2 separate regions of the Homo sapiens genome follow, and region 1 is linked to region 2. A link is a contact called in ENCODE Hi-C or POLR2A ChIA-PET data. All regions are on one chromosome and are shown on one strand. The core of a region is the stretch at or near the end of the contact, and the rest is flanking DNA. Distances in the headings are between cores, read along the strand shown.

What was found. Hi-C counts contacts between places; a loop is a spot of excess contacts on that map. ChIA-PET counts read pairs that join two places held with the same protein, here RNA polymerase II (POLR2A). Pooled maps may share reads with other maps.
Region 1: a map with no recorded cell type shows a loop between it and region 2 (2.4-fold over the local background). The contact joins the promoter of LINC01485 here to the promoter of LINC01863 in region 2. A Hi-C loop is called at or near these places in 1 of 37 single-sample maps with no recorded cell type and 3 of 50 pooled maps. POLR2A ChIA-PET finds 5 or more read pairs at or near these places in 2 of 52 experiments (OCI-LY7 and activated B cell).

Annotation. Positions count from the first base shown.
Region 1 is chr5:173,789,178-173,792,864 of GRCh38, forward strand. It overlaps LINC01485 (long intergenic non-protein coding RNA 1485), which reads right to left and starts at 1,765. Exons shown (of 4, transcript NR_108028.1): 1 at 1,632-1,765; 2 at 1,459-1,550. All of the region lies in intron 1 of LOC107986482 (a long non-coding RNA gene), which reads left to right.
Region 2 is chr5:173,640,821-173,644,640 of GRCh38, forward strand. LINC01863 (long intergenic non-protein coding RNA 1863) reads left to right here and starts at 1,550. Exons shown (of 3, transcript XR_001743002.2): 1 at 1,550-1,581; 2 at 1,718-1,837.

The DNA of each region.
Region 1 (3,687 bases), core at 515-3,014, 150 kb after region 2:
GGGCTGGTCCCAGTGCCCGCCTGGAAATGCCCTTGGTTTGGGCCCCTGCCTGAATCTCTGGAAAGGTCTTTGATCTCCTCACCCCAGCTCTTCCATTGGCTTCCTCCTCACCCTGGGACAAAGTCTGGCAATTGCTGAGGAAAAGGCCAAATGCCACCTTGCAATTTGCTGGGTCATCCTGGAACAAGTGCTGCTGGGGCTCCCTGTCCCTACCCAAGCAGAGGAAAGTTCAGGACAGTGGGCAGATGCCACCACCCCCAGAAATGAGTAAACCAGGAGGCTGGGCCTGGGGTGCTGGCTGAGACCCTGGCCAAGTGCTTATCCACAGTGATAAATGAGGTCATCATAGCTGCTAAGGTCAGTCCTCCTCGGGCATGTAAACAGCAAATAAGCTCATGATTGGAGAACACCCTTCGAGAGAGGAGGCTCCTGCATGCAGAAGATCCTTCCTGAGCACCTTCTGCCCTCCATGTCCGAGCTGCACACTGGAACAGAGAGGTGAATAAAACGTAATCACTACCCCAAATTGCTTGCCAGCAATGACAAGAGACAGACAGGTAGCAATCAGCCCACAGTACGGTACACAGAGTCTGTTTATAGAAGGACACTCTAGAGCTTGGGAAGTACAGAGGAGGCATGAAAGCTACAGCCGGGGGACAAGTGGGAGGGACCCAAGGAGCCAGGGACTAAGCTGGCACCTGAAGGAGAAAGCTGGTGGGGTGAAGAAAGGAGGGAAAAGCCATCCATCCTGGGTGGAAGCAGCATGTGCAAAAATGCAGTGGTTGCTCAGGGGCCTGTAAGTGGAGCCCAGGGCACCGGGAGAGGCGATGGAAAGAGGGGAGATTAGAGGGGAAGACGGGACCAGTGTTCTCAAGTTCTTTCATTGGGGCAGTGTCGAGGTCTGGTCCAGACTCATTCCCTCTGGTCCAGATCATTTTCTCTAAAACAATTAAACAGAAACTCATGCAGACCCAGTGTCTCCCTCCATAGGAAATCGTCTTAGCAAGGACTCGGCACTTTCTGGGAAAGCTAAAGGGATGTGTGACTTTCTGGGAAACCACATCCCAATATTTCCTGCATTCTCACCCCAGAGCCCCCAAATCAGGCTCGTTTCTAGGAAGTCAAATCAACAGTGGAGGTTTGGACTGTTGCAGCCGCCAGGTGGAAAGACACGCAGCCCCTGCACACCTGGGCTGGCTGGACAAAGTGGCCAGGCAGATGCGCAGGAAGGAAAGCCTGCAGGTGCTGAAGGCGCCCCCAGAAGAAAGACAAAACCATCTCTCCTTGTCCCCTTATTTTGTCATTTGAAACATCATTTAGGGGAAGGTGAAGGCCGTTTGGTCATATATTCCCAGCTGCGTGACCTTGGGACTTTCAGTTTCCTCAGCTGAAAAGGTGATGTGAGAATGCCCCTAGGTCTGGCAAGCCAAGCACCTGTGCGAGGAGATGCCAACTTACTCTTTTTTCTGAAGACCCTCCTCAGCAAAGCCCGAAAGTGCTCTCTCTCCCCACGCTGGAGACCAGTGTGCTCTCCAGACAGCAGGCTTTCCCTGGCAGGGTCACAAACCAAATGTCTAAGTATTAAAAGTTTTAAAGCAAGCTAACAAACTGCTAGATAAAATATAGCATACCTCCTCACACGATGGCAGAGCCTCCTAATGACCTGGAAGGCCAGATCAGAATGGCTAGACTCCTCGGAGTTTCACATTGGCATGCGGCAGCTACTTTCCCCGTTCTTCATGTTTTCCTGCACCGGGAGAAAAACAGAAACCGGGCACTCGGCCCACGTGGCCAAGCTCTACCCGGGTCCCACAAAGCAGCTGCCCTTTGTCCAGCCTTCAGGGCTGGAGCACCCACTGGCCATGTGGTTCACACTAGGGAAAATGGGAGAGGTCCAGGAGGCCTCAGAAGTGGGCATGGTCATTTGGACGGGGAACCCCAGGGTCCTGGGAATCCAGAGCGTCCTCTGGAAGGGAGGCATGTGAGTTCCAACTGGGCACAGCCCTTTGTTCCCCAAGACTCCTCACTCGCAGGGAGGGGCAGTGTCTAAGCAAGACCTTCTAAAATGCAGGGCCCAGGGCTGGAGCCCCTCTTACCCTGATCAGAGAGTGCTGGACAGGGAATTGGAGATGCAAGAATATTAGGGTTTTAATTAATTAATTAATTAATTAATTTATTTATTTATTTATTTTTTGAGACTGAGTCTAGCTCTGTCACCCAGGCTGAGTGCAGTGGCAAAATCTTGGCTCGCTGCAACCTCTGCCTCTGGATTCAAATGATTCTCCTGCCTCAGCCTCCTGAGTAGCTGGGATTACAGGTGCACGCCACCACACCCTGCTAATTTTTTTTTTTTGTACTTTTAGTAGAGACGAGCTTTCACCGTGCTGGACAGGCTGGTCTTGAATGCCTCACCTGCAATGACCTGCCTGCCTCAGCCTCCCAAAGTGCTGGCATTATAGATGTGAGCCACCACACCCGGCAGGAAATCAGCTTTTTTATTTTGCTATTTCCAAGTGAGATCTGAAGTAAGGCCCACAACGTTTCTGGCCCTTAGTCTTTCCCAGAGTCAACCAATTTAGTCTCTGTGCTTCCTTCTGGCTCTGGCCCAGGGTCCTAAAGCTGGTCCTGTCCTTCCTAAGGCCAGTGGATATGGGTCATCAGCTTTGTAAAACCTTTCTGCCTGGTGCCAGCACCTCCAGGGCTACAGTTAGCCTTAGTATTTGACACCTGGACTTCCCTCAGCAGCAGGCCTGGAACTGAAAAGCAAGCAAACGCATGCAAACCTTTTATTTCTTTCACCTGTGACCTGGGATCATGAACGCTGTGGAGTCCTGACCAGGCTCACCTATACCAGTGTCCAGGTCTTCCAGGCAGGACAGGCCTCCATCAGACCCATTCACAGATCTGGCTGGCTCTCCCAAGCCAGGTCTGTCATCAGGATCTTTAAAGAAAATCAATGAATGAAGCAAAATGAGAGGACAGAGGGCTGCTGGCTTAGTGCAGGGAAAAGCTGGTGTATGGGCCCGTAAGTTCTGCAGTGTTTGGACACAGATAAGGCCTTACACTGAATGTGGGGAGAGGAAGGGGACCAGAGGAGGAGGAGAATAATTATTACTGTTCAGTGAGTTTTTCCAGGTGCCATAATACGTGTTGCTTTTTTTTTTTTTTTTTTTTTAGATCAAGTCTCGCTCTGTCACCAGGCTGGAATGCAATGGTGCGATCTTGGCTCACTGCAACCTCTACCTCCCAGGTTCAAATGATTCTCCTGCCTCAGCCTCCCCAGTAGCTGGGACTACAGGTGTGCAGCACCATGCCCAGCTAGTTTTTTTTTTCTTTTTTTGTATTTTTAATAGAGGTGGGGTTTCACCCTGTTGGCCAGGATGGTTTCGATCTCCTGACCTTGTGAGCCACACGCCTTGGCCTCCCAAAGTGCTGGGATTGCAGGCGTGAGCCATCGCGCCTGTCCATGTTGCATTTTTTTTACCTCCATTTTCTCAGTAATGTAAGGACCTCATAGACCAGTGAAATCCTCTCCTTTCCAAGACCTCAATTTTGGGAGGTGACATAGGGCTGCTCACTTTTTATTTTGCCATGGAAAGACATTATAAAGCAAATATCCACTCAATTATTTATTCAGTTGACAAATACTTATCGAGGGTCTGCTCTGTGCCAGGCATTCTTTCAAGC
Region 2 (3,820 bases), core at 300-2,799:
CACGTGAAGGTCACCTCTCTCCTGTCTATTCTGATAGCGCTTTGGGGGCAGCTTGCCTTTTGTGTTCTATTGGAACACAGCACATCAAATTCCAGTCATTTGTGCCTAACAAAGCACAGCGCATACAGGAGGTACTCAGCGAATGTTCACTCCAAATCTGCACCTCACTAAACCATGGCCAGATGACATGCATGTGCACTGATTGACCTAATGGTAGCCAGACATAGAGACCACAACGAAGTGTAGTGGGACCCCCAGCTGCCAAATGCCTGATCTCCCTGTGATTTAAGACTTCACAGTTGCAATAGTTAACTCAAGCTAAACTTGCCAGGTGGTGGGCGTGGGGGCTAGATGGTGAAGATCAGAGCCAGACAGCCACTCCCCGTGTTTCTGGGAGATGCCGTGGGCACTGAATGGACATGGGGGTGCATCAGAACTGATGTCTGTAGCAGCCCTTGTCCTGTCCCCGGGAGCCATTCGCTTTTATCAAGGTTGCCTTGCCTCCCCCTTCTCCTTCTCAGGACCCTGGTGAGTTCCCCCTCCTCTGTCACAGATGATCAGCCGCTCTGCACTGGTCATGCTAGCAGCTGACTTTGGGAGAGAAGATCTCTGAACCAATAGTGTTCTCTCAACATGATGATTGCCTTTCTTCTGTTTCCGCTTGAGAAGAGACCGTTTGGCTTGGTGGAAAGTTCCCCAGGGGGCTCTGATGTCACATGGACTGGGATTTGAACTCCAGCTCCTCCACTGTTGGCTTTGTGACTTTGGGCAAGTCACCTCCCCTCTTGGAGCCTCAGGTTTCTCATCTGTGAATAAAATGGGGATCGAAGTCCTTTCCCTCTGGGTTGTGCAGGTGGCAGGTGCTCCTGCTCCACAAAGCCCTGGTTCCTTCACCTGCTAAGCTCTGAGGTTGCACTGGGATGGAGGGTGGAATGATTGGGGAGAAAATGCTAAACGAGAGGTGATCCTGTCCCCATTGTAATGGGTGCAAATGAAGGGCCAACTTTATTAAAATGGAAAATCCAGGATTTGTAGTTCTCACATTTTAATGGGCCTAAGCCTCATCTGAAGGTGCCTGCTAAAAGGCAGATTTCTGGGTGCTGGTTCCAGAGGTTCTGTGTGGGGCCAGAGAATCCGCATTTTAAATAGCACCCTCAGGCATTCCACGGCATGCAGTTTCCAGCAATCCCTCTGAGAGCCCAGCTCTAGATTGCAATAGGGGACCACCACTCATAATTGGGAATTTTTTCCTTAAATATCCAGATTTCTAGTTCTTTCAGAGAATCTGAAGTGTTGGCAATCCTGGGCCTGCTTTCCTGCTTGACAGCAAAGAACAAGAGCTGAGTTGTACCTACTCCCTTTAGATGAGGCTGCTGTCTCCAGGAGCCTATTTATTTAAAGTCCTGGCCTAAACTCTAGTGTTGTTTGAGTTTGTGACCCCTGGCAGGTCAAGTCCTCTAACACCACAGATTAGGAAACTAAAATCTGGAGGCGAAGTGGCTTAGGTGTGGAGAGCTAGCTGTGGATGGCCAGGTCAGAGGCGGCCTCTGAAGAGCTGCCCAAGCAGAAAGCTGCAGCTTGGTAAACAAGGGTGATCCCTGAGGCAGGGCTAGGGCTCTGCGTGGGCACAGGGTGGGAAGGAGAGGAGGAGGGAGGAAGTCTTCTGTAACCGGTCCTCAGGAGCAGGGGCAGTTGATGGCTATTTTTACCCTCACAGGGGATAAGCCTCCCTGAGGCTACAGAAGCAAAGCCCAGAGATGGGAGTCGGGGAGACAGAGCCTCCTCATGATGTCACGATGTCACCTGAGCTCCTGGGTCCAGCTTGTTTCATGAGCTGGTAAGTATCCGCCCACCTAGGGTTGCCAGAGAAAACAGGTTGCCCAGTTCAATTTGATTGTCCGATAATGATTTTTTTAATACAAGTATGCCCTGTGCAATATTTGAGACATACCTATATTAAAAAAGTTATTAGTTCTTTTTTTTTTTTTTTCGAGACAGGGTCTCACTCTGTTGCCCAGGCTGGAGTGCAGTGGCACAATCTTGGCTCATTGCATCTTCCGCCTCCCAGGTTCAAGCAATTCTTCTGCCTTGGTCTCCTGAGTAGCTGGATTATAGGAACATGCTACCACGCCCGGCCAAATTTTATTTTTTGGTATTTTTAATAAAGATGGGGTTTTACTATGTTGGCCCAGCTGGTCTCGAACTCCTGACCTCAAGTGATCTTCCTGCCTCGTCCTCCCCGCCAAAGTGCTGGGGTTACAGGTGTCAGCCACAATGCTTGGCCAAAAAATTGTTAGTTCTTTATCCAAAATTCAAACTGGGCTGGCATTCTGTATTTTTATTTGCTAAATCTCACAACCCTCACCTTATCCTTCCTTTGGGCTTAAGCCAGCCTGGTTTGGTTTCCGAGTCTTTCAACCAAAGGGATCTCGGTAGAAGCAGGCAGTTGTGCAACTGGGGCCCAGGCACGTGACTCAACTTGCCCAGGGTCACAAGGCCAGCAACTTATATTGGTGGATTAGAACTCAGGTCTGCGACTTGGTAACCAGTGCTTCCTCTGCGACCTGACCTCTAAGGTGAGAGGCAGGGACATGGCAGAGAGGAGGAGATGGGTCTGAAGCTGATGCAACAGAATTGGGTTTGAACAGAATGTGGAGCGGGGAGGAGAGAAGGGGACTGGGGCTCACAGCTTTGTTGACTGAGAGGTGACATTACTTTTAATATTACTTATTAATTCACTCATGGCATATTTATCAAGCACCTACAAGGTGCAAGGCATGTGCTTATTTCTCTGATATCTGAAACGGGCTGATAGTATCAGTGTTTACCCTTTCCATTTTATAGACTGGGAGAGTGAAGCTCAGAGAAGCCACAGGTCTGGGGGCCTCTGGGGCTGGGGTTACATCCTAGGCCTCCTACCCAGAGCCCCCCACCACTCCCTGCCAGCCCACATGGAGGCCAGTCTGCTCCACGCCTCGCTGCATATTCAAATCCAACCCCCTACCCCCATCTGAGAAAAGCAATGCAAATTGGAATCACCAGTGAGCATTCAGTCTGTGTCCACCTTTGGCAACTTTGTCTGTCCTAACACATGTGATGTTTAATCCTGTGACCCTGTGCCCTGCATCCTGGCCACAGCTCTCCTGGCAGGACCCCAGCCACATCTTTCTACCTTGTGGGATAAAGGATGCTCAGGGTAGGGGGTGCAGGTAACAGGAGCTCAGGGCTTCAGCAGAGCCGGAAGTTGGATCCAGGCCTCTGGTGCCATGGTGACGGTTGCTATAGAAATGCACCAGCTGCACTCAGCACGCCTACCAGGATCTGTGGGGGTTTTTCATAGACTGGAGCCAACAGAGAAGGGGAACTCTGTAGTGGTGAGAGCCCTGGAGTGAGAGCCAAGCTTCATCTTGGGGCTGCCCTTCCCTGTGTCTCCATCTCCATCCCCTGCCATCCCCCTCCTGTCCCCCTCCTTAGTCTGTGCAGTCTCCAGCAATGGTAGCTTGGCTGCTGTGCTCTCAGCCTGCAATGCCCTTTCTGGCTTCTTCACTTGGCTAGTTCCCAGGTACCCTCCAAGCCTCATCTTAATGCTGTATTTCCTCCAGCAAATACCAAGTGTCTACTAAGCACAGGACACCATTCTGGCCACCAGGGACACAGCAGTGGCCAAGAATGACAAGGTCCCTGCTCTCATGGGGCTGCCAGTCTAGGTGGGAGTGACACAGGCATCAAGGGAGCGCCCAAGTAAATGAATGAGAACACATTCAGGTGATGCCGGGGAGAAACAAAGGAGGGCAATAGACAGGCAGTAATGGGGTTGTGG